Regions from separate parts of the Mus musculus genome. Here region 1 is linked to region 2. A link is a loop called in an ENCODE intact Hi-C map of the cell type or tissue named here. Cell type or tissue: left cerebral cortex. All regions are shown on one strand. Each heading gives the region's core, and the rest is flanking DNA. Links, peaks and the distances in the headings are about the cores only. Region 1 has its middle 57 kb from the start of Gm39638. Region 2 has its middle 110 kb from the start of Slc39a10.

Region 1 (15,666 bases), core at 2,740-10,739, 230 kb after region 2:
TTGCTGAGTGTTTATGAGTCTCAGGTCCTCCATAGACTCACATAACCACCAATCTCCTCCCACCTTCTTATTTATTTTCCCTTTTGGTTTATGAGACAAAGTTTTGAAATAAAACAACTCTTGGAACTTGCTTTGAGTAGGCTGGCCTGTAACTCACAGAGATCCCCCTGCCTTTGCTTCTGTTTCCCAAGTGCTGGGATTAAAGGTCACCATTAAATCTGGCTTTCTTCCTGTGCTTTTGTAGCCAATTATTTCTCTGGTTTTGAACCTCAGAGAATACAGTTTTTAGTTTCTGTACTGGCTGGTTTTGTGTCAACTTGACACAAGCTGGAGTTATCACAGAGAAAGAAGCTTCAGTTGAGGAAATGCCTCCATGAGATCCAACTGTAAAGCATTTTCTCAATTAGTGATCAAGGGGGAAGGTCCCACCCTTGTGGGTGGGACCATCTCTGGGCTGGTAGTCTTGCGATCTATAAGAGAGCAGGCTGAGCAAGACAGGGAAAGCAAGCCAGTAAAGAATATCCCTCCATGGCCTCTGCATCAGTTTTTGCTTCCTGACCTGCTTGAGTTCCAGTCCTGACTTCCTTTAGTGATGGACAGCAGTTTGGAAGTGTAAGCTAAATAAACCCTTTCCTCCCCAACTTGCTTCTTGGTCTTGATGTTTGTGCAGGAATAGAAACCCTGACTAAGATAGTTTCTATACATTTTCACTTTTTCAAGGATGTCATAGTCATGGAATAAAATGCATTGTAGCCTCTGAAGACAATTCCTTTTTCTTATCATGTGTCATTGAGACTCATTCATGAGGTTGCATGTATCATAATATAGTAGCTTTTCCATTTAGTTGCTGAAGAACAGTGACCCACTAGCTGTTAAATAACTACACATTTCCCTATAGAAATATATTGACTCCTTAGTTTTTGGAAGCTGCCTCCAGCATTACTTTGAATGTGTTTATATGAATTAGTTTTTTACATTTTATGTGAATAAAGGAGATTTTTAGATCATGCAATAGGTATATATATATTTTGAATGAAAATTGGCAAACTGTTTTTAAATGCTTCTGGGACACTTTATATCCACAGACCCCATAAAGCATGAATGTCCCCAGAGTCCTCTGTCCTTGTGACTACTTTGTGTCATTTTGTTTTAGGATTTTCATTATTTCTGTGTTTGAAGTAATGTCTCATATCTCACATTAGCATTCCTCCAAAGACCAGCCATGCTGGGCATATTTGCTTATTTGTTACCTATGTAAGTTCTCCAGTAAAGTATTGATTTAAATCTCTTATCCATTAATGACAAAATTGGCATATTTCTGATAGAGTTTAGAGAGGCTTTTAGAAAATATAAATTTTAGATATAAGTACTTTTTGGGACCTGGTCTATAAAACATCATTTATAGGCAACACATGTGTACTTTATTCTCTCAAGAAAGGTAACTAGCAGAAGATCTCATGATTGTCTTCTTTTCACAAATTGTAGGGACCTCAAAGTCAGCTCAAGACACCTCAATATCAAGTTTTCAGCACAAAGATTTGTCGGGCATGGTGGTGCATGCCTTTAATCCCAGTACTTGGGAGGCAGAGGCAGATGGATCTCTGAGTTCGAGGCCAGCCTGGTCTACAGAGTGAGTTCCAGGTCAGCCAAGGCTACACAGAGAAACCCTGTCTCAAAAAAACAAAACAAAACAAAACAAAACAAAACAAAACAAAACAAAACGAAGCTTTATCTGCCCCAGAAGAACAGAGACAAGAATAAGGGACAAAGACAGGAGCTAGAGGAAGAGAACAAAGGAGACAAGGGACAAGGGAGAGGAGGGAAGTACATTTGTGTGTGTGGGGTGGAGGGAGGATGATGACAAAGGACTGTCTCTGGATGGGGAGGACAAACAGTCCCATGTGCAAGTGTTTTTTTATGATGGTAAAGTGGAAGTCCTTAGGATGAGGTGATTAATTTTGATTGGGCATGTTAATTACAACTAACGGGCACTTTTGATAGCTGTACTTCAATATTTCAAGAGCTGGACCATTGTAGTCAGCCTCAGAAGGAGGAATTAGTTAAAGAAGAGAATGGACTTTGGGAGTGAGCTTCAGGAGTGTATTCTAATGGGTTTTAGCAAGGTGGATGGAGTGGGAGAGAAGGGCAAGGCCTGCCAGAGCTATGTTCACCATGCTCTGTCTGGCTATAGTCTCCCTTTCTCTCTCATTCTCTCTCTCTCTCTCTCTCTGTCAATTAAGTTATTTACTTTACACTCCAATTAAAGCTTCCTTGCCCTCCTCTCTTTTCACTCCATCCCTCTTACCTTCTTTCCTCACCTCCACCTCCTCCCTTTCTTCTCAGAAAAGGGAAGGCTTACACTGGATATCAACCAGCTTTGGAATATCAAGTAAAACTAGGTACATCCTCTTCTACTGAGGATAGAGAAGGCAGCTAGGTTACGGGAAAGGAATCCAAAGGCAGGCAATATAGTCAAACATTCCAGACTTCTGCTTTAGGAATCACACATGAAGACTCAGCTGCACATGTGTTACATAAGGCAATTCCCATTAAAATTCCAATGTGATTTTTTTTACAGACTTTGAAAAAAAATACTTAATATGGAGAACCAAAAAAACACAAATTAGTTAAAACAATCATGTACAATAAGAGAACTTCCGAAGTCATCACTGCCTCTTATTTCAAGCTCTACTACACATAGAGCAATAGTAATAAAATCTGCATTATACTATCATAAAAACAGATAGGGTAATCAATGGAATCACATTGAAGAACCAGAAGTAAATCCACATAGTTATGGACACTTGATTTTTGACAAAGAAGCCAAAAGTATACAGTGGGAAAAAGAAAACATCTTCAACAAATTGTGATGGTCTAACTGGGTGTCAGCATGTAAAAGAATACAAATATATCGATATCTATCCCTGCACAAAACTTAAATTCAAGTGGATCACCCATAAGCCAATTTAAACAGGAGGTATAGATTTAAACCGAGAATTCTTAATAGGTGAATTTCTAATGACCGAGAAGCACTTAAGGAAATATTCAATATCCTTAGTCATCAGCTGAGATGATGATCTCACATTGGTCAGAATGACTAAACAAAAACTTGAGTGACAGCTTATGCTGGTGAAAATGTGGAGCAAGGGGAATATGCCTTCATTGCTGGTGGGAGTATAGACTTGTGCAACTACTATAAAGTCTCTTCACTAAGGAAATTTTCTTTCCTTCCCAACTCAATAAAAATATCTTCATTGGTTTCATGTCTCTTCTCTGTTAATAGATTAATAACAACAGAGAAAATAGGATTACCATATTAATTTTCAAATAGTGAGAATCTTGACTGGCACCTTCTGGCCAGTCTTCCATGTTACTCAACCTCATGGGGTTTCTGTTGACATCAATGTGAAATAGAACACTGTTTTATAATTTTTTGTGAAGACTAAGTTAATGTCTATAAAGTGGTCAATTAGAGCAGAATAGTTGTTGTAAATTCAACAAACAGCCCTCCATTCTATGTTAATAACATTTATTTTGGCTACTTTTATAGACCTGAAGCATGTGCTTCACCTTGTAAGATGATGAATGCAGGGGGACCAGTTGAGAAAATAGCAAACCCAACAGAAAGAAAAAACAAGATTTTTAATAATGCATGTGCTTCCAATGTCTAGAATTCTCTGCCAGATACTGTAGTCTGCTGACTAGCTGCTTAGGAAGTCTGAAAATTGGTCTGTCAACCTGTGATGGACAACTGTATAATGTACTTCCTGGGCAAACTCAATTAGAGATACAGCTTTGGGTGGGAAGAGGCCAGAGGAAGTGATTAGTGCTCATAAAGGCATTATCACTCCAATAATTGTGTAATGAAGAGCCAGCGAGTGCTTGCATAACTGTGGAACAAGCAGAAAGTGCTTATTAAACAATTTCTTTGGTGTTAATCAAAGACTGCTTTTCTCACAGTAGATCATTAGTTGTGATTTTATTTATTCCAAGTATCAATATTATCTTAGATTTCTCTACTGTAACTCTAAAGACTTTAAACGATGATTTTTTTTTTGGTTGTTCTTTAATAGTTTTGTTTTTACAATTATCTAAGCAGATCATTTTAACCTTGGGAGATCACAAAAATGTTAACTCAGAAAAAGTTAATCTGTGTACAGAAGAAAGCCTCTCAAAGCCAGAGCTAAGACTCATTATTGCTGCATGTGATTGTTTGGGTAGTCAGTGCTGGGCAACAGCACTCACCTCTAGGCTGGGCTGCTCATTGTGCCCCTTACCTAGACACAGGACCTCTTAAAAGTTTTTCGACGATGGAACCTAGATTATATTTCTCAACACTCTCCCTTAGTGTTATGGGGTTTGAACTTGATACTGGGAATTTAAAATGTCCTTGAGATAGAATTTTGGATCTGCTAAGTCATATATAAATGAAAAAATCATGTTAAAGCTCACTCTCGACTGACAGCTGTGTAGGAAGGAGTGTCCCATAACAGGATTTAATTAAACTCTATAAGAAATTTGCTTAAGCACTTTGCCAGAAATGTTAATTTTTTCCCCAAAGGAAAAAAATTGGCTTTTATATTGCGCTTAAGTCAGTTTATTTTTCCTGCAGAGGGTCTTGCAGTGGAGAAGAATTTAAGAAACCTGATTCTTGCCCTGTTTCATCTGACTCACTGGATGAGTTGTCAAAGACTTCTTATTCACACTTGCCTTGGACTTACACAGTAAAAGTAGACACAGACTAGATAAGTTTTAAGCTATTTTATATCTCCAAAATTCTGTAATCCTATACATTAAAACTAGTGACCACTGTTACTAAATTAACAGTAAACAATAGAAAAATTAAAATTATAAATTTAATAAAAAACAGTCTATTAATATTTGAAACCTGAATAAGCTGCTCCACATTGAGGTGGATAGTGAAATGGCTCAGTATTTAAACAAACTACACTTGTATATCAGTGTAAGTTACAAGTATGCCACCTATGAAGGTTAATTGCCAACTAGACAGGATATAGGATCACTAACAAGAAAAGCCTTTGGCATGTCTGTGAGGGCATGCATTATTTTTATTTTCTCTACTGTGTTAATTCTCAGAAGTTCAAAGGATATTGATTTAAAAACAGACAGGCCATCACAGACAAAGCTTAGAGAGGAGCTTTAGTTCTTTATTGTTATTTTCATTCTCCACATTCTAACAGATAAAGAAGTCTGAGCACAAGGCCCCTGCTTTTCCCACATTTCCCTGAAACCATGGAGAGACATATGTATCCTTTTTGCATTCTGATATATTTAGTAAAGTGCTGAGTTTAAAACATAAAGACAGGTAAGGTAAGCCATGTTAAATATCTGAAACAATGGGAAGGTGATTTTAAGTTCAGCATACATTAATGGATCAAGGGAAGCCGAGAAGAGTTCATGGAGTTGGACTACGAAGTTTCAGTTCTCATGCTGAGTGTTTGGATAAGGGTAATTGAGGTGGGACGGCTCACCCTTAGTGTGGTGTGGTGGCATGACTGTCCAAAGGATGCCCTGGACTGAATAAAAGGAGAAAGCAATCTGAACTCTACCATTCATAAATCTGGGCTTCCTGATTGTGGATTCAATGTGAGCAGAGGTCTCAAGTGACGGTGCAATGACTTCCCTTTAAACTGTGAGCCAAATGTCTTTCCCACATGTTGTCTTTTATCAGGATATTTTATCACAGCAAGAAGGAAACTAAGACATCATCGTATCCACAGTCATACACAAGCACATTCACTGACTGCAACTTTGTAACTCTTTAAATGAGAGAAGACTAACAATGGATTTTCTTTCCCCAATACAGTTAAAGAGAAACTAAAAATACTGTCTGATCATTACTCCTCTATAGCACAGAGCATCTGTTTCCACTAACCACCCACTCTGGTGTTCTTTTCTAGGTCTTCATCCAAACACCAGCTTGCTGTTTACGCCTCTGCAGCAGTCGGGACCTTTCCCCACTGAGACTGACTCACCAAGCCCTGCCAGTGTTAATTTTGTTAAATTCAGATTCAGGAGAAGTTGGAATCTTTATTTCAAGGCAGAGATGCAAAGAGTCAATCAGAATCGTGTTCTTTTTCATCCAGAAATTTTTTTTTTATTGCAGAGAGGGAGTATGCAATGTTCTTTGAAGATGTTTGTCTTCTGCCTACAGTTGTCTCCATACAGTTTATTATGTCATGTTATAAGAAGAGTAATTCCTTGTACATTTCTGACGTTCTGGGCATTTGGGTGCTAATATGGATTTTTATCCTGCAATGGAAGAAAACCCAAAGAACCAAACAGTTAGTGCTTGCTGACAGTTCTGTTGATAAGTCTGCTTCAGTGGAAATAATCAAGGAAAACATTGGTATTATTAGGACCTTAGTCCTGGGCTTCTTTCACCAAGGTTACCCAAGTTCTCCCAGTTGAAGGGAAGGAAGAAGCCTTTCCTAGTAACAAGAATTGTGTTGCTGAGAATCTGATACCATGTACAATGCCATTCTAATGACCTAGCCCTACCTGGTACCTGCATTATGGGAGGGAAATCTGATCTTGAGGTTGGCCATGATAGAAGCTTTCCTTATTAAACTAGGGTAATTCAAGTCTATGGAAAATCTTAACCTACCTAAGCGTATATCTGTGTCCAGATTCACATTCTTGTGCTTCTGGTTTAGTGAGGCCTACAAGCAGGTCTTCTTTACTGTGGCTCCCCAGTGTCCCTAGTAGTGACTTTCAGGCAACCATTGTTGGCTGGAGGGATGAAGCAGGGCTCTGAATTCCTCCCATCTTCTCTATCCATATCATCCTGCCTTCTTTCAAAAAGGATTCAATCTTACACGCGTTCTCGCGACCGGCCAGGAAGAACGCAACAAGCCGGAATCTTCTGCGGCAAAGCTTTATTGCTTACATCTTCAGGAGCCAGAGAGCAAGAGAGCAAGAGAGCTCTATTGCTTACATCTTTAGGAGCCAGAGCGCTAGAGCGCAAGAGAGCAAGAGAGAGAATGGCGAAACCCCATCCCTTTTAAGGAGAATTATCCTCCGCCTAGGACGTGTCACTCCCTGATTGGCTGCAGCCCATCGGCCGAGTTGTCGTCACGGGGAAGGCAGAGCACATGGAGTGGAGAATTACCCTTGGCACATGCACAGATTATTTGTTTACCACTTAGAACACAGGATGTCAGCGCCATCTTGCAACGGCGAATGTGAGGGCGGCTCCCCACAATTCAACAACAAAGAAATTGTGTGCCTGCTTAGACTGACTTCTAGCCCAGAATGTCATATGAGGATTTTTAAATGCTACATTCTTGTAGGGAACTCCCAGTCTTGTGTGCTTATAAACCCATCAGTCAGTAAATCTGCAGCACAACAGGTGATCAGGACTAAGGTCCATGCCTGAGGCCTGCTGCTGTCAGATGTCTATTTCCCTTGGAATGTGCAAATGCTAAGGCAGATGTGCAATTATGCCATGCAGTATTTTGGGCCTGTCCCTTGTGAATAAAGTTGCTTTCATCACTTCAGAATGGATCTTTTGTTAATCTCTTTGGCCAGCCAGTTCCTCTCAAGACAGATGTTGGTATACTCCATGTATGTCTCTGCACATATTTATGTATCTATGTGCACATTATTTTGTAAATAAATGAAAAATATGTGGACCTATGTGGGCACATTTAATTTATTTAATCTTGGAATAAAATTAGGTAAATTAATTTAGATTAAACTGAGGTACATAAATCGGTATGAAAACAAAAGAAAAAGTTGTTCTAATTTTGATTTTTAAAAATCTAGTGTGAAGATTTGCCTTTTTGCTTATGACTGTAATTGATGTTTTCACTGTTGTTGTTTTTTTTCCTTTTTATTATTATTATTTTTTTGAGAGCTTCCTTTTCTCCAAGCGTTTACTGTGAACACATCCCTGCAACTTCCTGACAGTCATGCTATGAGAAGTTAGAGTTATTTAAGGAAGGACATGTATAATGTTGTGTAAAGTTGGGTTTAGGTCTAATCGTATGATCTGATTTTGAGTTTAGCTTAGTGAAGATTCCCTTTTAAAGCATGATCTTATTAATTAGCAATCAGGAGGCCTGGGCTTTATTATAAATGTTTGAGAAGCCACATTGCGTGGCCCATACCTAAGGCAATACCTTCAGTTCAACCCCCGGGAAGCTTAGGCAGGAGGATGCTAAGGTTTATACCAGCTTTAGCTACACTGCTAAACCTTGCTTCAACCCAGCAAAACATAAGTGTGCTTGTTGCTTTTTCATCCTTTCTAAAATCGCTTACTATTTCGATATCATCTTCACTCTTTTCATATTTTATCATATATAAACATCAATAATGTATACACTTAAAATTTATTTGATTTATATACTGGGAATCCAAGTAAGTTTTCATTTTTATTTTTGAAATGCATATATTTAATTTTTAAATGGTTTTATTACACCTTATCATCGAGGGTGTGTATGCACGTGTGTGTGTGTGTGTGTGTGTATGTGTGTGTGTGAGAGAGAGAGAGAGAGAGAGAGAGAGAGAGAGAGAGAGAGAGGAAAATGTGGGCACTGATTTTCTCCTTCTACCATGTAGACTCTAAGGATGGAACTCAGTTCATCAGAGTTGGTGTCAGGTGCCTTACCTGCTGAGACATCACACCAGCCCTCTATGCATAGTTTTAAATGTAGTAATTTTCAATCAAAAGTGTTTCACAGTATTACAGTGAAATTCTATGCCATAATTGACTCATTATTTGTTCTATGGATAGATGTTTGAAGTTTCTCTGTGGATTTACAGCTACAAAGCACCAACACTTGTGAGTCTATTGAAGTTGTACATCCTTCAGAGCTTATCAAGTGAATGTCACTATTTCACTATGATGGCCTTTCCTGCCTAATTCCTGCACAGCTTTCTTCCTTCCTCTCTTCCTTGGTTCTTGTTCTTTCCCCTGGGTTACTTCATACTGAAGAGTTCTCTTGCTTTCTAATTTTGTGTACAGTCCTTTTATAGAAGGAGTTGTGAGACATCAAAGATGTCTCCAAGAGCCTGCTTATAGTAACAGGAATTTTGGTTTCTTTAAAAAACACAGAAATATTATAAAAGTATGTTTTCGTTTTAATCCCAGGTTTATTTCCAAGATATGGGGCTGCTTTGGACTGTCCACAGAAGGTGAAAATGATTTGCCACTTGCTCTACTAGAGGCATGGTTTTGCCAGCTGCAGATAGTTTCTGTAATTGACATTTGACATTTGGAATTGACATTTGACATTCTGGGAATTTTCAAAGGGTATATAAATGCAAGAGCCCTGAGAAGATGGGTTGGTGGCTGTTGGTCATTCATTGGGATTGGACGGGGTTTGTTTGTAGTCGTGCTCAAAGATGAAACAAAAGGAAAGAATTTAGATTCTGGGATCTCTGTATCCCTTCCATTCTTCTGTCTCTCTTATTGGTGACAGGAGATTAAACCGGGGTATATATATATATATATATGATGTACAGATCTATTTATAGTTCTCCCTTTTACTGAAAATAGTCTGTCTGTATCTAAGTTGCCTGTGAGTGTGTGTGTGTGCATGAAAACATGTATGTATGTCTGAGGTGTGTAACTGAGTTAGGAATGAAGCCCTACTTCTAACTTCTGTGCTGTCATACAGATCAAGGAAAGGGTGCACAGCAATAGAAAAACTCCCTAGGCAGCCACACCGACAGCTCATGCAAGGTGTTTCTAGCTTTCAGCTTTCCTTTCATCCCCAGCCTTGAGGGTCTGACTGTCTCCTTGTGAGAATGTCTGTTCATTTCAAGTGTGTTTGTGACACCTCACCAGCCTTTCTTACTGCTGTGCTGACTGTTTTTCTGGTAGTTACGTATGCTCATCTTCAGTTTTATGAGATTTTAACAAAATAGTTCTGCATAAAGTGCTGTAAGAAGCACTCCCACTAGTAGAGCTTGTTATTCAGTTTATCAGTACTTGGTAATGAAAACACGGTATAAAAATAACCAGATGGTCAGATAGAAACAAATTTCACCAAGTAAGTAAGTAAGTAAAGAGTGTTTGTTAACTTGCATTTTCCACATTACAAGTGACATGTACCTCTACATATCCACATATAATAAATATATATTTTGGTCTTCTGTTTAGGGAAGTATTTTTACATATTTTCTACTCTTCCTGTTCCTTTCACATTAAGGTTCTGTTTGATTGTCTTCTCATTATGCCATTTTGCCTTGTACATTATCTATAGCTAAATATAGGCATTAGTAGTACATTAACAGTACAAACGTAGGTCCCCAAAAAGGTTTTATCTGTGGAAAGTTTGAAAATAGCAAACACCGGCTTGAGTTAGTCCACTCTGAAAGACAACGTGGATATTAAAGGTTGTAAAGTTGTTGGTTCTTATTAGTTGTGACAAAATATCTAATTAAATCCCACTGGTAATTCCATGGTGGATGGCCTTTGCTACTGCACTGGAAGTAGAAGGAAGACAAATCCAGGAGGCTGGCATTTGCTGGCTGTTTCTAACTGTAAAGTACCACAAGAAAGGGGCCAACAAAGACTGAGCCTGTGCAAGCTCATTCACAGAAGTAATATAAAGGGCATCAGCCAGGCCAAGGATGCTGTCTGTGTTCCTAAGCCTTATTATAGCTCCCTCGGGAGTTCTGCATCAGAAAGCCAGGTGACTAGAAAAGGGAAGTTATCAATTTTGCACTCCCACTTAAGCTTCCTATTTCCTATGGGTTTAGGTCCCAAATGTAACCCCCCATTCCAGTCCCTCCTTCATTGAGTCTCTACCCCTTCCCCTTCTCCTCTGAGAGGGTGGGACCCCCCACCCCCCACATCGTACTTCCCTTCCTGACACATCAAATCTCTGCCAGATTAGGCTCATCCTCTCGCACTGATGCCAGAGACGGCAGCCATGAAGACTGGGCTGCCTGTCTGCTATGTATGTGCCTGGTGGGTAGTGGCGTCATTCCAGCCTGTATATATTCTTTGGTTGGTGGCTCAGATTTTGAGAGCTCCCAGGGGTCCATGTTTGTTGACTCTATTGGTTTTCCTGTGAAGTTCCCATCTACTTGTGGGACTTCAATCTTTCCCCTAATTCTTCCATAGGTATCCCCAATCTACACCTAATGTTTGGTTGTGTGTATCTGTTTCTGTTTACATCTAATGCTAGGTATAGCCACTCAGAGAACATTTATGCTAGGCTCCTGTCTACAAGCATAGCAGAGTATCATTAATAATGTCAGGGATTGCTATTTATCCATTGGACTGCTTTCAAGTTGAGCCAGCTATTGGGTGAACTTTCCTTCAGACTCTGCTCCATCCCTGCTTTCTTTTAGACAGGCCAAATTTTGGGTCTAAAGTTTAGTGGGTGGGTTGATGTCCCTGTCCTTCCACTGGGTGGGGGGTCCTGTCTGGCTACAGGAGGTGGCCCCTACATATCCCACTGTTTCTTGTATGCAGCAAAATGATGGCTCTTGTTTATATATCCAGTCTGCTAGCCTGTGTCTTTTTATTAGTGAATTGAGCCTGTTGATGTTGAGAGATATTAATGACCAATAATTGTTAGTTCCTGTTGTTTTAATGTTGGAGTTGTTACTGAGTATGTGTGATTCTCTTCTTTTGGTTTTGCTGTGAGTTGATTATTTCTTGTGTTTTCCTGGGTGTAGTTACTCTCTTTGTATTGGAGTTTTATTTCTATTATGCTCTGTAGGGGTGGATTAGATGAAAGATATTGTTTAATTTGGTTTTGTCATGAAATATCTTTGTTTCTATATCTATGGTGATTGAGAGGTTTGCTGGGTATAGTAGTATGAGGGCGCCATCTGTGGTCTCATAGGGTCTGCAAGGGGGAGGATCTTCTGGCTTTTAGTGTCTCTGTTAAGAATTCATGTGTAATTCTGATAGGTCTGCCTTTGTATGTTACTTGCCTTTTCCCTTACAGCTTTTAATATTCTTTCTTCGTTCTGTATATTTAATGTTTTGATTATTATATGGCAGAAGGATTTTTTTTCTTCTTGTAAAATCTATTTAGATTTGTTTAAGCTTGTGGTATGTTTATAACTATCCTTCCTTTACATTAGAGAAGTTTACTTTTACTTTGTTGAAGATGTTTTCTGGCCTTTTGAGCTGAGAATCTTCATCCTCTTCTAGTCCTATTATTTTTAGGTTTGTTCTTTTCCATGTGTCTTAAATTTCCTAGATGTTTTGAGTTAGGAACTTTTTATACTTGGCATTTTCTTTGACCAATGTATCAACTTCTTCTATGGTATTTTCTATGCTTGAGATTCTCTCTTCCATCTCTTCTATTCTGTTGATGATGTTGGTGTCTGTAATTTGTGTTCTCTTTCCTAGGTTTTCAATCATCAGGGCTGCCTCTATTTGTGTTTCTTTATTGTTTCTTTTTCTATTTTAAGGTCTTGGGCCATTTTATTCAGTTCCTTTACCTTTGATTGTACTTTCCTGTATTTCTTTGAGGAACTTATTCATTTCTTCTTTAAGAGTTTGTACTTGTTTGATTGTGTTTTCCTGTATTTCATTAAGGGATTTTTTTTTATAACCTCTTGTGATGGTTTGCATATGCTTGACCCATGGAGTAGTATTATTAGGAGGTATGGCCTTGTTGGAGTAGATGTGTCACTGTGGGTGTGGGTTTAAGATCCTCATCCTAGGTGCCTGGAAGTCAATCTTCCATTAGCAAGCTTCAGATGAAGATATGGAACTCTCAGCCCTGTCTGCTCCATAGAGATGCTGCCATGCTCCCACCTTGATGATAAAGGACTGAACCTCTGAACCTGTAAGGCAGCCCCAATTCAATGTTGTCCTTTATAAGACTTGCCATGGTCAATGATGTCTTTTCACAGCAGTAAAACACCAACTAAGACAGAAATTGGTACCAGGGGCTGGGGTATTGTGGTAGGCCTGACCACACTCTTGTTTGGAAGAATGTAAATTTGGGGACTTTGGATTTGGAAAATGGTGGATGCTTTAAATGGGACTCAATGGGACATTCTAGTAGGAATATGTAAGACTTGGTTGCTGAGAGTAATTTGAACTATGCAGACCTCGCCCAGGAGGTTTCCCAGGAGAAGAATTTCAGTATGTGGCATAGAGACAGCTTTTGTGGTATTTTAGTGTAGAATGTGGCTGCTTTTGCCCTTGTCTGAAGAATCTACCTGAGGCTAAGGTAAAGAGATTTATATTAATTGCATCAACAAAGGAAATCTCAAAAAAGCCCAGCAGAGACTTTGTTCTCTGGTTAAATCTCATGAAGAGCATTTTAAACAAGTATAGCAAGCTTAGAAAAGAAAAATATAAAATAGATGGTTCGAGTATTAAAGGGGAACCAGGAAGTGAAATGGGGCTGAATCCTGTGTCATATGAGATAGCAGATTAAGGAGTAGGACTTTGGGGCAAGATCCTACCCAGCTAAATTTAGATGCAGGTTTGGTGGATCTAATCTTAGGAGACAAAGCCAAACAGATCACTGAATTTAAGGCTAGCCTGGGACAAAGCAAGTTCTAGGTGAAGAAAAGCTTAAATCTAGGAATGGTGTCATGTCTTTAATTCCAGAGACAGTCATGCACGTCTCTGAAATTAAGGTTCATCTACAGAGCAAGATCCAGAACAGCCAAGCTTAGGCAGTGAAGGAGTTGAAAAACAGAAAGCTAGGGCTAATGTAATAGAAAAAGAAGGCTGTGTTCCAGCTCCCACAAGCTGCAGAACTTCGCAGCTTTGGCCATATGACTCTGGCTTTAGAATGAAAAATAGAAGGGACTACTGGGACAATTGATGCTGGTTAGCTTGAGATAAGAAATTAGCAGTGATTAAAAAGAGACCTACATCACTGAGGTGAAATCTGGGAAGTGTTTTCTGAGAGCACAAAGAAGCTGTGTTCCAGAGATAGTCAAAGTTGTACCTCATGCTGCAGCTGTACCTAGTACTGTGTAAGAGTTACCCATTGGAGAAGGTGTGTCATTGTGGGCATGAGTTTAAGATACTCATTCTAGCTGCCTAGAAGTCAGTCTTCCACTAGCAATCTTCAGATGAAGATATAGAACTCTCAGCTCTGTCTGCTCCATGCCTACCTAGATGCTGCCATGCTCCCATTTTGATGATAATGGAGTGAACCTCTGAACCTGTAAGGCAGCCCCAATTCAATGTTGTCCTTTATAAGACTGGCCTTGTTCATGGTGTCTGTTCACAGGAGTAAAACCATAACAAAGACACCTCTTCAAAAGCCTGTATCATCTTCATGAGAAGGGATTTAAGGTCACAGTCTTGCTCTTCAAGAGTGTTAGGATATCCAGGGCTTACTGTAGTAGGAGAGCTGGGTTCTGATGGTGCCATATTATATTGGCTTCTGTTGATTGTATTCTTGAGCTTGCCTTTGGCCATCTAGCTGTCTCTGGTGTTGGTTGGAGTGAGTGTTCTGCAATGGAGTAGTCCTCCCCAGAGACAGATAGAGCTGTATGTCTCAGATTTGAGCAGGTCTCCTAGAAGGCAGGTAGAGCTCTGGGATGGGATGCAGTGTGCTGCTCTGTGACTTCTATGTTTGTCAGTATAGAGCTCGTCTCTTTGGAGGCAGGCAGAACTGTGGGGTGGGTGTGGCGCACTGCTCTAAGACTGCTACTGGTGCAGATACAGACCAGAAGGAAGACAGAACACAGGCTGGATGGGGCAGAACCCACTGCTGTGTTGCTTGCTGGGGTCATCTCAGATAGGTTTATTGGGGCTGGGAGGTAGGGGTGTTCTCACCTGTGGGTTTGTTAGAGCCTGCCTCTTGGGAAGCAGGTATAGCTGTACGTGGAGACTTGGTGTGCTGCTCTGCATCTGCCACTGTGTGGGTGCAGACTGGAAGGCAGGTTCTGAATGAGGTTTTTAATGTGTGTAATATACATAGGAAATTGGCTGTAAGACATACAGACACAATGGTGGTGAGGGACTTGTGGGAATGGCCAACCAATGTTTGGCTTAATTTGAGGTCCACTCCAGGAGAGTGAGCCCATACCCTACAATGGCGTTATGGGCAGGAACTGGAGACTGGATATCCCAGAGACCTAGGGTAGAATCAAACACAACAAGCAAACAAACAAACAAACAAACAGAATCAATGAAATGATTCCTAATGTTATTCTCTATCTGCTATACTCATAGACTGGTGCCTTGCCCAGTTGTCATCAGAAAGGCTTCCTCCTGCAGCTGATGGGAGCAGATACAGAGGCCCACAGCCAGACATTATGTGGAGAGAGAGAGAGAGAGGAAGAGAGAGAGAGACAGAGACAGAGACAGAGAGAGACTGACTCTATGGGATGTCTCCCACCCTTTGGAGATTGGGAACCCAGGAGAAGCAGGAGAGTAAAAACTCTGAGTCAGAGGAGATGGAGGACACTTGAAAAACATGGATCACTTATTGAACTAAGCTGAGATCATATAGGTTCACAGGAACTGCAACTGCTAGCATGAGCCTGCATACAGCTTCCCCACATCCTCCGTGTATATATCATGGCCGTGAGCTTGGTGTTTTTGTAAGACTCCTAACAAAAGCTTGTAATTCCCAAAATACAATTCGCAGACCACATGAAGCTCAAGAAGAAGGAAGAACAGATGCTTTGGTCTTTCTTAGAAGGAGGAACAAAATACTCATGGGAGGAAATACAGAGACAAAGTGTGGAGCA
Region 2 (15,666 bases), core at 3,720-11,719:
TCATGAGATATGCTTTTAAATCTAGGTCTAGGTTCTCAGGTGTGTTGGGGTTCCCTGGACTGGGCGAAGTGGGTGTGCTGGGTTCTGGTGATGGTGAGTGGTCTTGGTTCCTGTTAGTAAGATTCCTCCGTTTACCTTTCACCATCTGGTAATCTCTGGAGTTAGTAGTTATAGTTGACTCTGTTTAGAGATTGTTCTTCTGGTGATTCTGTTACCGTCTATCAGCAGACCTGGGAGACAGATTCTCTCCTCTGAGTTTCAGTGCTCAGAGCACTCTCTGCTGGCAAGCTCTCTTACAGGGAAGGTGCGCAGATATCTTGTATTTGGACCTCCTCCTGGCCGAAGAAGAAGGCCCAAAACAGGACCTTTCTCAGACACTGTGTTGCTTTGGCAGTTCCCAGGTGGTACAGACTCTCACCTAAGCAGACTAAATTCCTAAGTTCCTTGGAGTCCCGGGACCAAGATGGCGACCGCTGCTGCTGTGGCTTAGGCCGCCTCCCCAGCCGGGTGGGCACCTGTCCTCTGGTCCGGAAGGTGGCCGGCTGTCCCCGGCCCACACAGGGTGCTGCCTCAGCGCCTCTGTGCTTCCGCCTGTTCCAGAAGCTGTCAGGTTCTCTGGCGCACCCTCTCACCTGTTCAGACTAATTTCCTAAGTTCGGCGGGTCCCGGACCAAGATTGGATGACTTTTAATTGTGTCAAGCTGACACAAAAATATCTTACACAGATAGTGAAGAAAATCAACAAAAACCTTTATGTTCTTCTTCTTCTTCTTTTTTTTAAAGATGTATTTACTTTTATTTATATGAGTACACTGTAGCTGTCTTCAGACACACCAGAAGAGGGCATCGGATCCCACTACAGATGGTTGTGAGCCACCATGTGGTTGCTGGGATTTGAACTCAGGACCTCTAGAAGAGCAGTCAGTGCTCTCAACCACTGAGCCATCTCTCCAGTCCAAACCTTTATGTTCTTGAGGTTTGTATTCTAATAATAAAACAAAAGTGAGCTTGTTGATAGAGACAATTAATGAAGTTAGGATTTTTCAATGCTTTTACTTTTAGTGAAGTTGTTAAAAAGTAAAGGCCTCCCTCAGACTTGACCCTGATTCCAAAGTGTCCTATCTGTGTGCATTAAGGCAGTGGATTGCTCTTTAAGCTCTCACCTTTCTTACTCTCATCTCTAGTCCTCCTTTTCTCTCTCCCTTCCTCCCTCTCTATGTGGCCATGGCTGGCCTCTTTCTTTCTACCTTCTCCTCTTCCCCCTGCCTTTCTAGAATAAAGCTCTAAGACCGGAAAAAAAAAAAAGGCAGTGAGTTGAGATGTGGTCACTGACACAATGAATGTGATAGTTCACATGGGTTTGTATCTGAAAGTATCTGACTTTGATTTGCACTATTCCTGTGCATTTGAACTCTCTAGGCTTGTAGTCTGCACATTTGTGCAGGAGGATATAGAAGAATTTTTAATTGCATTTTTCTTATTAAGGTCGAATCTCCTCATAGGCCCTCTCCAGGCAAGAATGCACTGTGAGTAGCTTTTGTCTATACAAAGTGTCTTTCAGACACATGATGAGATTCCAGAAAAGAGGAAGTAGACATGTTAATTTTCATTTTTCTGTGTTTAAAGGAAAAAAATTCTCTTACCTAAATTATGGAGGAATATGTCCAATTACAAAGTTATTATGATCATAACAGCTTCCTTCCACACAGGAATATAAAGTCCCTACCTGCATACATGTCTGTGTCCCATACATGTCTGTTCATCTATGTGCATCCATGTCTGTGCCTCACCATGTATATATATCTATATACCTGCATACATGTCTATACCCTGACCTGTTTTATGTCTGTGCCTTCATCTGCATAGATGGCTGTACCTCCATATATATTTGTGCCATTTATAGAGATGGGTGAAAGACACAAACCAAACATTCTGAAATATTCTAATTCTAGTGGAGGGAAGATGAGAATATTTTTCAAATTCTCTTGTATCTTATAATAATGAAGTATAATACTTTTCTTCCTACTACTCATTGTAAAAATTTCTGTCTAAAAGACAAGCTTAGAAGCTTAGAATGACAGAGCTTTGGTGTTTAGTTTCTTTTTATTTTTCTTTTGAATCTCACTATGTATGCCAGCCTGGCTTCAGACCTGCATTACCTGTTGTCAGTATCCCTAGTTCTGGGTCCACAGGCATATGTCACTATGTCTGGCATAAATCATGACTTCTAAAGAGAAAGTCTTCAGTGAAGGTTTTCCTTAGATCATATGCCCAGTCAGAATAATCATGTGTGAGCACGATGTCTCAGACAACATAAAAACTCTCCAAATACTACAGAAAACTTATACAGCATAGTTTATTTTATATATAACTTATATACATGAAAGAAATAATCACATGGAGGGGTCACATTCTTTAACAATTTTTCTAAAGAGAAATTAACAGTGTTCAGCTGAAATCATGTTAGCCCTGACATCCATCCTTACTCATAAGTCTCACTGAATCTACCCAAGAAATGGCTAGAATTATACTTCTGGGAGTTAAACATGTCTGTAGGAAAGTTCATTTTGGAGAGTGTTAATTTGGATCGAAAAGATTAAAGGAGATGCACTTCTGACATGCGCCTTTTGTAGGGGCAGATTAGCAGCTTGTCTGCCTCTCTGAAGACCCCAGACTCTGAAGGCCTCCTAGCAGATCCTACCACAGCAAGTCCTGGATACACCAACACACCTGAAAACCAGGATGCTGACCTAAAATCCTATCTCATGAAGATAATAGAGCTCTTTAAGGAAGGTATAAATAGCTCACAGAAAGAAATACAGGAAAACACAGGTAAACAGGTAGATTCCCTAAAGAGGAAACAAATAAATCCCTTAAAGAAATACAGAAAAATGCCATAAAACAGGTGAAGGAATAGAACAAAGTGGTCCACGACATAAAATGGAAGTTAAAAACAATAAAGAAATCATGGATGGATGCAACACTGGAAATGGAAAATGTGGGGAATTGTAGGCTGGTATCCAGTCGAGCTGAGGTCTGAACCCCGACGGTCATAATTCACCTACATGACACGGTAGGCGTTCCCTCATGATCCTGGAACTCTGGCCCCTGCCTAAGTTACTCCCTCCCACAGCCCTCACAAGAGAAGCATGGTCAGTAGTCACATAGACAATTGCCCAAGCTTCTGACCTTCAGGCTAAACTACTCCCCAGTTACCTAGCAACAGTGAAGTCCATAAAAAGGGATGTTCAGCCCCCACCTTGCTCTCTTACTCTTTCACTCTTACTTCTTACCCTTCACTCTCACCCTCTCTCTCCCCTCTCTTTGTCTTCTCCTCTCCTCTCTCCTCTCCTCTCCTTCCCCCACCCTTTTCTCTTTTTCCATGCATTTGTATAATAAAGCTCTTAAAACATAGTCTCTGCTCCATCAATATACGCTGCGCACTCTGGTCAGTGTTGGGAACCTCTTCCCTCATCCCTCTCTCCTATAACCTACAGGGTGTCGCCTTGGGGTCCCCGGTCAGCGGCTGCCCCTTGTCCACCTGCCCCACCCCCCGCTGAGTGGGGTCAGAAGCTTAGATGTCCACCTGGGGCTGAGTGGAAAGTGCCTGGCAGCCCTCCAACACCTATATCTGCCTGCCCAGAGCACAGGAACTCTGGCTGGACATTGGGCCCCTCTTTCCTTACCCCTCTTCCCCAGAGCCTTCCCCCGGGATCCCTTCTTTTGTTCCCAACAGGAAAACCTAGGAAAGAGGTCAGAAGCTACAGATGCAAACATCAACAACAGAATACAAGAGATAGAAGAGAGAATCAAAGGCATAGAAGATACCTTAGAAGATATTGAAGCAACAGTCAGAGAAAATACAAAACATAAAAACCTCCTAAACTAAAACATCCAGGCAATCCAGGACACAATGAAAAGACCAAACCTAAGAATAATAGGAACAGGAGAGAGCAAAGATTCCAAACTCATAGGAAAATGTCTTCAAAATTATTTTATTTTTTATTTATTTTTCTCTCATATACCACATCTGATAGCAGTTGCCCCTCCATCCTGTCCTCCTAGATAATGCACCTTCTCCCCCATTCATGCCTTCCTCCTTTCCCTTCATAAAAGGGCAACTGTCCTAGGGATATTAACTGAACATGACATATCAAGTTGCAATAAGACTAGGTGCCTTTCTTCATCTTAAAGCTGTATGAAGTGACCCAGTAGGGAAAAAAGTGTCAGGGTTCAGTTAAGCAGCACAGGGATAACCAGTGGCAGGCAGTGAGGATGGCATTGGTGAAGGAGGCCAAATGATGATGACTTTTGGTGATTAACTCTTTCTTATTCTGTAGCTAAAAGCCGAGAGTTTCTGGCAGTTTCACTCCTCCTGACAGCAGCAGTGAATTAAGATAAAAGGTTAGTTGCTTGGTCTCTTTTCTCTCTGGCTTAAGGACACTTTACTGGCCAGGTGAGAGAATCAGAGTTCACTAACTCTTCATGAACCAGAAAGAACAGAAAAGAGAAGAAAAGAAAGGAAAAGAAAAGAAAGGGAAAGAAAAGAAAAAAAGCAAAAAGAAGAAGGAAGGAAGGAGAGAAAGTTCAGACATAAATCACCTCTTGATTATTGTTCTTAGTATTTATTTCTCAGGATCACATAGTTTTCTAAGAACTTTTACATTCCATAAGTTCATAGTAAGTTTAAAGCAATAGTTCATGTCATAGATTAATAAGGAGTTACAGCAGAATTGTTTACATGCCTTTCCATTAATACCTGACTAAACATTCACTATCTGTTACTAGCTCCATAAGTTCATTATAAGTTTAAAGCACTCCGCTCCACTTCTACGAGACACATAAACCAGGAAATTAATACAGATGGAAAACAGAACAGTGGTACAGGAGTTGGAAGGAAGAGGAAGTCAGCTGGTTTCTTGATAATGTAGTCTTTCTAATGGCTTTAACCTTTCTTAGTTATGCTTTAAACATTTTATTATTCAGTTTCTAGAAACTGCCTTTCCATTTAGCATCACATTTGCTGATACTTGCTTGCCTTGATCAGAGTAAGGGACACTGTTCCTTTGATAATCTTTCATGAAAAACTGGACCAAGGTTGTGTTATTGTTTAACATCAATCATAGAGTCTCAACCCTTTCAGCCCTGGTTCCCTTACTGTATTGTCAAGGGCTCACCTTCACAAAAGCTCCATACATTGCATTTCAGAACCTAAACATTACTAACCTCAGTGTTCCCAGAGAACCTGCTGCCTCCTCCTCACAAGGGATTGTCTTTGGTAATTCAGAGAAGCCAATGAGATGTTTTGATGCTCCCCAGAGAATAGAGAAAAGCTCACATACATTGTGTTCTCTGCTTTTCTTAGTGCTGTGCCAAAACATCTGACAGAAGCAGCTTAAGGGAGAAGGTTTACTTGGCCCCTAGCTCAAGATTACAGTCCGTCTTGGCCGGAAGAGAATATCAGTAAGAGCCTGGAGCAGATGGCCATATTGTATCAACAGACAGAGAGCAGAGAGTTAAATGCGGGCGTTCATCTAGCTCTTTACTTTTTGGTCACTCCAGCACCCCTGCCTGTGGAATGACCCTGCCCACTTTTAAGGATAGCCTTCTCACTTCAATTAACCCAAGCTGGAAACTCTCTCACAGATACCATTAGAGTCTCTCTCTTAAATGATCTAAACCCAGTCAAGCGACAATCAGTGTTAACCACCTATAGTAGGGTATACTAAGTCAAATTTGGAAAAAGATAACTTTTTTTTCTTTTTTGCTTGAAAATTGGTCTACATCTTCAAATACCATGAAAGAAGAGGTATTTGGGCTAGAGAGATGCTTCAATGCTTTCTTCTCTTTCAGAGAACTCAAAATACAGTTTCTAGCATCCATTTGGGGCAGTTTGTAACTACCTGTAACTCTAGCTCTAGTGTATCTGACATTCTTGTCTTTTGGCTTCTGTACACAGAGCACATGGATTTCTCACAATTTTAGAGGCTGGGAAGGCTATGATCAAGGAACTAGAAGACAGGGAGTTTGCTGAGGTCTTTCCCAAGATCTTTACAATGCCATCTGCTAGTATTGACCCACCCATCTCTTATACATGAGGGCTCCACAGTAGCACAGAACTTCTTCCTAAGGCTCCACCATCCAATATCTTCATATTGGGGTGTATGAATTCCCAGTGTATAAATTTTTGAAGGTAAACAAGCACTCACTTTTATAACTCGTTCATCAAACACACTGCTTTAGGTATCAGAATCAAAGCCAAATTAATAATGATAATAGAAATAATTAAAGAACAATTATAGTGAATCTTAAACTGAAAGTTCACTACATTCTGGTAAAAGCAAATGCATAATCCACTTGTTTCTCATTACAATTATGTAAATAGAGAAGCATTCTTCCTATTCTATGTATTAAAAAAAACTACTTGCCTAGAAAAATTTAGCTTGGTAGCTAACTAATGTATTAAGTGTTAAAAAGAAGATGGTGGCAGGTGATTACCCTCCTGGCCAAGCCAACTCATTTTAGCAAATGTTTATAGACTGCCTACCATGCCTAGGCACTGAACTAGGCAAGGAAGCTTCAAAGAAAAGGTTAGTAATGAGTTTTGCCAAAGATCTCATAGTCTGATGGAGGAGCCAGACATGATGGAACATGTCTCATGAGGCTGAGGCTGGAGGATCATTTATGGACAGCATTTTGAGTGAGCAAAAAACTCTTTCCTGCCTCTCCTTCCCTCTTCCTTCCCTCCTTCTCTCTTTCTTTCTCTCCCTCTGAAAATAAAGTCAATAAAACCAGTAATAATGACTCAGGATTGTTAGCTGTTTAGGGAATGAGGTGATTCATATTTTGAAAACTTGTTTTTAATCTCTGAAGAAAACTATTGTCCAGGAAAGCACACTTTTAACTGGGAGGCTGAGGTAGGACACAGCCTGGATATATATATGAGCTGGAGAACAGCCTGGGCATATATAGAGTCAGCCTTTCTCAAAAAGAAAAATACAAGGAAGAGGAGGAGGAGGAGTAAGGAGAAGAGGAAGAGGAAGAGGAAGAGGAAGAGGAAGAGGAGGAGAACAACACTAAGATATGTTTAGAAGACATCTTTAATTATTTATTTTTTTGTATATGGGTTTCTGTATTTGATCTGAGTTGTAAAAAAGTGGTAACAAGTATTATTTTATTTTTCCCTACAGTTTTATTTTTCCCCAGTAGTTTTAAAAACTGCTTGATATATATATTTTTTTAGCCTGTCTTTTGTCTCTACCTCTGAAAAATCTAACACTGCAATTGAGCCTGAAACCACTCAGTTCTCAGCCAGTCTAGGAACTAAAGCAGATCAGCTAGCAGATCTCAGTCTGTATTGATAATGACACCTTTGGTTCACTGCAGTTCTTGAGTGTCCCTGTAGAAAAGCTTAGATGCCTTTCTCCATTCTCTGACTCAGTGCTTACAGGCTTCCTTGCTGTGGGCAGTCTATAAATTACATAACAAAGAGAAAGCTATACTCCCCAATTCATGGAATGACTCATTATCATCCAAATCCCAGCCATGGTTCTTTTTAAAAAATAAATCTGCAGAAGGAAATGCTAAACACTCCGGATTCTCAAAAAAAAAAAAAAAAAAAAAAAATCAGTTATGCAACCTCAATTTACATAATCAGTTCTTTTAAACAGCTTTTCTCGATTTTCATTTTACGTGTCTGAGTTTTTTGGTTGTATGTATGTATATGTACCATGCATATGCTTAGTGCCAGTAGAGGCAAGAAGTACTGGATTCCCTGGAACTGGAGTTACAGATGGTTAGGTGGCACCATGTGATTTCTGGGAACAGAACCCAGGTTCTCTACACAGCAGCAAGTGCTGTTTTCTGTGGAGTCATGTATCCAACCCTTAGTTACTTACGTTTTAGGAATTAGCAATGCCCTTTGCTACCAGATAGTCCTTTGTATGTGAACATGACCTCGAGGTTTTATTGTCTTCTGGGTATAGTGGCTCATCTGTGCAATCCCCCACACAGGGAGGCTGAGACAGGAGGACTGTTGCTAATTTCAATCCAGTCCTGACACATAGTCAGTTGTAGGCCAGCCTGTGTTGCAAAGGGATATCTTGACTTAAGAGAAAAAGAAACAAAAAGAATAACGTGATTTTACTGTCTTAATAATAAAACCAAAGATGAAATGAAAGACAGGTTCACTGGACCCTGTTCCTTCCAACCTCATAGTTCACAATGCTCCTGTTTCCTAGCACGTAGCATTCTCCACGATAGGCACATGGGCTCATCACACTCAGGCTTGTAAAACACTCTGTGCTATTTTACTCCTTTTCTAGAAAATCAATGGAGTCTGACTAACACAGAGACTCTTCCTATCACAACGCCATTTCCCTCAGCACTGAGACCTGCCTTTGAATTCTGTCACTTTGTGGGCTTGGTGTTGGCGGAACTTCTTTCAGAGGGTTTTCGAAATATCCACTGTGTTCACTGAAGTGGTTTTGGCTAAAGCTACCAGTGTTTACTTACAATAAACATGATTTTATTTACTCATTAGCGATTCTCCTGGCCACATGTATTTCCTCAAAGACCCACAGAGAATAATTAACACAGCCCTATAGATCTGCTGTGTTCCATGGCTGCTGAGCCTCTCTCCTCTCTGCACCTCTGCTCAGCAGCTCCCAGCTGCTGTGGATTTCCTTGGGCACCTAGATCTGTGTACTCGGCTCTAGCATTCCCCTAGGTGTTGTCTGGACATTTTCTCTTAGAGCAGGAAGCTGAAGCATGCCAGGGGCTCCTGATATTTGTTTGCCATCACTTTGGGGTCACTTTGTATTATTGGTTAATGTTCAATTTCTTGAAAACTATTGCTCAGTATATTTAATCTGAGCTGTGCAGGGTAGTTTATGCCTGTAATCTTAGGATTTGGGAGAGTGGGGCAGGAGGATTGTTAAGAATTTGAAGTTAACCTGAGTTATACAGTGAGCTACAGACCATTATGTGCTACAGAGACTTTCCATTTCAAAAAGCAAAACAAATTGGTGCACACACACACACACACACACACACACTGTTTCTCTTATAATTTCAGCCAATAGAATGTGTTTGTTTCCAATTTTGTTTGAAGTAAGAGAAGTTTCCAGAATAAAGCCTTAAAATAAGAAGTGTGAGCATGAAGAGTCTTGTGTACTGGTCATGCCAGCCTGATAGAAATACTTGCTTGTGGTTAAAATGGCTATAAAAAGGTATGTTTGCCCATTGTAAACAGACTAATAGAATGAAGAAAGCCATGCCTTGGAATAGGAAATTTTAATGCTGGGTGGGTCAGCATTAAAACTAGGGTTTTTGAGTGAGTTCATCTTTTTGTGCCCTGGTTTCTTTATCTGATACATTAAAAAGAAAAAGCCTGCACATGATATCATCTTAAATATTAGATGAGGTGGTATGTGAAAACTGGGACAGGGTGGTCCCTAAACAGAAGTCATTCTTATCCTTGTCACCCCCCACGCCATCTGCCAGTGTTGCTATTCTCTACAGTCAGGGTGTGTTTTCTATTGTGGCTTTATAAAATCCCTACAGCAAAAAGCCTCATTATAAATGTCTCTGAGAGACAGGACATAGAGTTTTTGTTCCTTTCCTCTTTTATTTCTTCACACATCAAACACCTGCTATATGAAAGAGAATATGCTGCAAACTGTGGAATACAAATATGCATGATCAGGTTCTAGCTGTTCAAGAGCTCACAGACCAAGAGAGATGAGCAAGAAGCACAGGATGTGATAAGACACCACCTTACAAACGCCAATGTGTAAAAAGCATTGGCGGCTTGCTGGCTGACAGATAAAAGCCTCTGTCTGTAACCAATGTGTCTTCAGCTTCTGCTTTGTTTACTTCTTCAGTATCTGATTTATTTCCAGGCTCAAGCTCTGATCCAGTTGACCTTGTCACTACAGAAACCATTTGATTCTTCCTACTTAGTGTGTTCAAAAGTCACTTTGTGGCAGACCATATCCTTAATGAGCTGACAAAACATGGGCCAGAGTTCTCCGAGTCACAGACCCTCTTCTGGGGGACTCATTGCCTCTGGACACAAACTGATTACCTAAGGCCCTGATTTAGGAACAGATGAAAGGCGTCTCTTTATAAGCTTTCCTTGATCTTGACATTGAAGGCCTAGACAGTGGCTTTCTCATCAAGCTCTTCCTAACTCATCACCAACTGATCAATAAGAGTTTGGCAGAGAGGAAGAAAAAAGGGCAAGATTCCTCTCCTTCTGGCAGGGAATTAAAGCTAGCATAAAGAAGGGTAAATTTACAGAAGAAAGACTGCAGGACAGAGCAAGGAGACAGCTTTCTGTCTTATCCTTTTATGTAAAACAGCCTCACACGACTGCCATACAGTTTTCAAATCCTAGGCTCTGCCTGTGGAAGCAATTAAGTACTGTGGAGCTATGCGCATCACGGGGATTGGGGAGAGCAAGCATGATTTGCTAGCTTTTATGTTATTTTAAAATGTATTATTTTGGCAGAGATAGTTTTAAATTTATTTCAGTCCAAATAAAATACAATTTTCCTTCTGATCAAAGGAAAGTTAAGTATTTCTTTCTTTAAATGTTACTTTAGTAGAAATTGAAGGGAAGGACTTACAAAGAGGAAAACCTTAAATGCCACGGCCTGTGTGGCTGTGAAGACCGACAAAGGCTCTCTTCACGTGGTGCTGGCACTCCCATCACAGATATGGCTGCATCATATCAGAGGAAAGCGCCTCACTGCCTAATGCCCAGAGTTCATTAAAATCTCCTGGGGTTGATGCCAGTGGCAATTTGACCTTGCACATCTCTAAGCTGGTTTTGGGATTATAACTTGCTAGACTCTCAGACCTCAAGAGAAGAAGCTCTGTGCTTGATAAAAAACATGTTTAATGAGTTCCAGGCACTCAAAACCCATTTCCTGCTCTTCCCTCCTGCTTGACAATTCTCGTCCCCTCCTTCCTCATCTTCCTCCTCCTCATTCTCATCCTGGGTTGTATAGAACAAAAAGCTAAGCAAGCCAGGGACAGAAAGCTAGTAAGCAGCATTGCTCCTTGATCTTAGCTTCAGTTCCTGAATCCAGATTCCTGTCTTGAGTTCCTGTTCTGTCTTCTCTCAATGATTAGAACATATAAGTGAAAATATACCCTTTTTCCCAAGTTGTTTTTGGTCATGGTTTTATCACAGCAGCAGAAACCTAACTAGGATATCCTGTAAAACTGATAACCCAAGTTCAAGCTCTTGAAACCATGGTGGAAGGAGAAAAGTAACTTCCCCATCTGTCCTCTGACATCTACACATGACCTATGGTTTTTTCATGCTAGTACACAAATATACCCACTCTCACACACACATATACACACACACTTACATGCAAAGACAACAATAATAGTAATAGTAATAATAAAATAATTTTAAAAATTAACTTGAAATTGTTACTTTGTGTCTTAAAGCCTGGTCATGGAGTTTCACTAATCTCATTATGCTTTATATTAGGTTATTTAAAAAATAGTCATAATTTACATTAAGTTTACCAAATAAAATAAATCTTGTTCCCTAACATATCTGTAAGATTTAATGCTTATTTTGTGAAGTTTGAAAGGTGGATGAATAAAAAATAATTCAGAGTGAAGAATGGCCTTCATGGTCTGTACAAATGGTTTGAAAAGAACAAGAGAGGCCTTGTGTTTCATTAGGATAACACACTGAGGATGCAATCTCGATTTCTAAGACAAAACCAGATAGGATAACTTTTAGATAGTCTTGTGAAGAAATTCAAGGCCAAAGCCCAGACAGCTAAACACCCCCTGAAGGTCAGATTAAGACCACAAGACGATTTTGTCCACTTGGGAACAAAAAACAAGCTCAAAGCTTGTCTGTGGGCAATGCTGACTCAATCTCTGTTGGCAGTCAAGTAACTGTAGAGAGGAACCAGTCCAGTGTAAAGCCACCTCTGAGGCCCCATTCGGATCTCACCCTTGTAATCTGAGAATTCATTCCTGCCACAGATCTTGGAATGGCTCAGTACTCCTAAGGAAATGGAGAGGAGGAGATTCATAGAGGTGCCTTCAAGGACCCCTTTCATGTGATTATTTATTTATTTATTTATTTATTTATTTATTTGGCAAGGCCTGTGCCTTTCTGCCTGGAATGAACTGCAGAGCTTAACCTGAGCCTTGCCTGACAATTCACCTGTACCCAGCTGCTGCTGGGCTTAGAAGCCCACTGCCAATCACTCACTAGAAACCACAGTGCTCCCTTAAAGCTCAATGAGGTTCCTGCTGGAGTCCAAGGCCTAGGCACAGTTGTTGTTCATGTAGTGTTCTTTATGCAGTAGACCGGAAATCTTGGTGAGCTGGAACAAATATGACACTGGAGTCAGAAAAAGGGTTCTCCTCTGAGTCAAAGTTCAGTACCTGGGTTTTTATTCTTTCTTAGGGGTTTCACAGTCCTTTCTGTAAACAGTCCTCTGGTAAATCACACTGTCCACCTAGTAGATACAGCTGTACCTATTGAACTTTGGTAATATTGACTCTAGGTCACAATCTAGATTACAAGAGAATCCTAATATACAAGTTAATGGTGGAACACCAGTTTTACCCATCTTTGCCCTTGAGTCAATCCGGTGTAAATAATCATCTAGTTCATAGAATTGACAACAATCAGGGGAGATTATATTGCCCTTGAGTCAATCCAGTGTAAATAATAATAGTCCTTAGACTTGACTTCAATCAGAGGACCTTCAAGACTGTGTAACTATGACATGATATGGAGTCTCAAAATACCAGTTCAGACAGAACCATGTGGATAATATGGGAGGAGTGATGGACAGTACGGAAAAATACTGAATGTATAATCCATTAAAAGAATTTTAGGTTTACCAAAAAAAAATCTCATTTTTTTTGCAAAATTTTCATACAGTGATATACTTGTTTTTTGGTATATAAATATAACTTTAAGTTTAGAAAGATCCATGTGAACAAGTAAAAAGACAAGCTTCAGCCTTTTACCCCCCCCAAAGAAAACTGGGGAATGCAGATGAGGGAGCTTAATCCTATCAGTCTCTTCCAACTTTCACATCCAAGGTTATCATCCTTCAGTGAAGATAAACACTACTAAAAGCTTGTCAGTCCTTTTGGAGACAGGAAAAAGGATTTCTTTCTCTGCCTGTCTCAAGGAGATAGATGTGGGCGTCGGTGTCCTTCTGCAAAGCAGTCCGTGATGCTAAACAACATGAAGTGGCAGGCAGCATGCTGATGGAGTACATTCAGAGGTGACAAGCAGCCTTTGTACACAGCCGTGTTTTCTACATTAGTCTACAGACAAGACTTCAGAGGGTTTTCACAACAGGAAAAGGGGGAGGAAAAAGGGTCCCTGCCAAGGTTAGAAGTTAGGAATTCTTTGTGTTTCAAAGAAGACCTGCCAGCTCATGAAGATATAGAATTTTCTTCTGCCTCAAGGATATGGTCACATTTTTTTAAAAAAGAGAAAGAAAAGAAAGAGAGAGAGAGAGAGAGAGAGAGAGAACGAGGAGGAGGAAGAAGAAGAAGGAGGAGGAGGAAGATGAGGAGGAAGGATGATGATGATAAAATATCTTAAATATTTATTGAAAAGAATGAAATGGCTTTAGAGAGTTTTTGATGTTAGATTCAGATTTCTTTTACAAGAGATGCCACAATAGAGCTGGTAGGTCTTCAAGCACTAGAGATAGGTTGTGACAGTTGTAAAATATCTTTTATCTGCCTCTTTAAAGATACAGCAAAGCCGAGGCTGAGCAGTAATTAACCTAATCAGCTAGTTGAGGCAGAGAGCAGGCACAGAAACAAAGCTGGCTCTGGCTCTGGCTCTGGCTCTGGCTCTGTGCTCCCTGTCTTCGTCTTTATCCTCTTAGTCCATGGAGTGCTGAATATATACTGTTCTGCCGAATAACAAAGCTCATGTTTGCAGAACTTCTGCTGGCTAGTATGTTATCAGTACTGTCACCATTTTAGAATTTTGCTTGGGCTCCCCCTGCTGGCTGGTATTTTGGTGGGACATTTTTTTTTTTCATTTATTCTTTTTAGTTTGTCTTTTAACTCCTTAATTTTTTTGTGATTATAACATACTTACACTATTTCTCTCTTCCTTTTATTTTTCTCAGACCTTCCCATGTATCATTCTGGTTCTCTTTCAAATTCATGAAGTTTTTCTTCAACTGTTGAAATAATTCCTAAATACAGTGTGTGTGTGTGTGTGTGTGTGTGTGTGTGTGTCTGGCTCAGTCTATATAATGTTACTTGTATGTTTATTTTCAGATCTGACCATTTGGTATTGAATAACCAATTGTTGAGTTTTTCCCTGGAAAGACTCTTTCTCCTGTTCTCCGCATTCCTTCGTAGCCTGTAGTTCTTTGGGTAGGGTTGAGGCTTCCTGGGCTCCCCTCCCCCATCCACAGTAGCACATCTATCAGTGATGTCTTTGTAGAGGTCATAGTTGGTAGTTATGGGTGTGGCTTCTGGCATTTCTCAGTGGTACAACCTCATAGCAAACTCCCTGTTTCTCTCAAATACTCTTTCCACTCCCTCTTCTGTAATGATACCTGAGCCTTAGGTGCAGGAGTTATGGTAAAGATGTACCAGTTGGAACTGGGCTCTGCAATCCTACATTTTGATTTGCTATACTTTTCGGTAGTGGTCTCCGTCATTTGCATCAACAAGTTTCCTTGATGAAGGATGAGAACTACACTTATCTGTGGGCATATGGACAGATATTGAGAGTGCAGTTAGAGATCATGCTGATTTAGTAAAGTGGTGGTAGGTTCTCCTCCAAGGTCCATGACTTCACTAGCCTTGGGTAGTTGGCTAGGTTTCCAGTGCCAGGCAGCTTCCACAATGAGTGGATGTGGGACATTCTTCCTAGAGAATCATTGTAAACCTGAGTAAGACAGGTGTAAGTCCTAACAATCCCTCTGCCGCTTGCCTCCTTGTGGTAGAGTTACAGGAGATTGTGTGTGTGGGGGTGGCCAGCTTGTTACATGTGTGCTAGGATTTGAACGCCGGTACTCATGATTGTTCATGAGCTCTTAAACTGAGCCATTGCTTGAAAGACTTCAAGTTTTTATTGAAATACAGTTTTAAGTATTCAAGGCTGGCCTTAAATTCGCTATGTAACTAAAGAGTACAGTGAATTCCTGACCCTTTGGCCTTTATCACTAGAGTACAATGATACAGGTAGATGCTATTATACCCAGTTTTTGGGATGCTAGAGATTATATAAGCTAAGCAAAGATTGCACTGACTGAACTATATCCCAAGCCTTCAGACTTTTAGGAAAACAGCAGTAAGGTGCCAGTAGTATTTTAAGTCATGTGAAGAGGTCCAGTTTCACTTTGGTACTGTTTGATTGGTTGTGGTTAGTGTGTTTTGGGTTCTGGTACATTGCTTTGACTTGGCATCTGTTTTTAGGTAAGAAGTGAATCCCTTGCTATTTTTGGCTCTACTTTACCAGAAACTTACCAACTATGGATTTTCCCTTTTGGGAGAATTTGGAGTCTTTTTCAATATCTGAACAATCATGAAATGTTGAATGGAGAGGTTTTTTGTGTGTGAGAGAAGAATATATGAGAACTTGGGAACCTGGAGATTTAGAGTGGGATGGGCATCCATTTCCAGTTG

The links. A loop is a pair of places that touch in the nucleus more often than their neighbours do. Peaks named below come from ENCODE experiments on the same cell type or tissue, not always from the same donor. Only the 100,000 strongest peaks of a DNase experiment are listed, where the experiment ranks them.
Region 1: it touches region 2 in a loop (9-fold over the local background); 2 of 42 quality-filtered maps call a loop at or near these places.

The regions. Positions count from the first base shown.
Region 1 is chr1:47,187,280-47,202,945 of GRCm38, forward strand. No RefSeq gene overlaps it. Among named protein-coding and RNA genes, the nearest start is that of Gm39638, 57 kb to the right of the region's middle. In left cerebral cortex, for the core only: no CTCF peak of the experiment used is centred there; DNase peaks (open chromatin) are centred at 5,948 and 8,949; H3K27ac peaks cover 1,854 bases.
Region 2 is chr1:46,956,692-46,972,357 of GRCm38, forward strand. No RefSeq gene overlaps it. Among named protein-coding and RNA genes, the nearest start is that of Slc39a10, 110 kb to the left of the region's middle. In left cerebral cortex, for the core only: no CTCF peak of the experiment used is centred there; DNase peaks (open chromatin) are centred at 7,481, 7,836, 8,648, 9,558 and 2 more places; H3K27ac peaks cover 6,226 bases.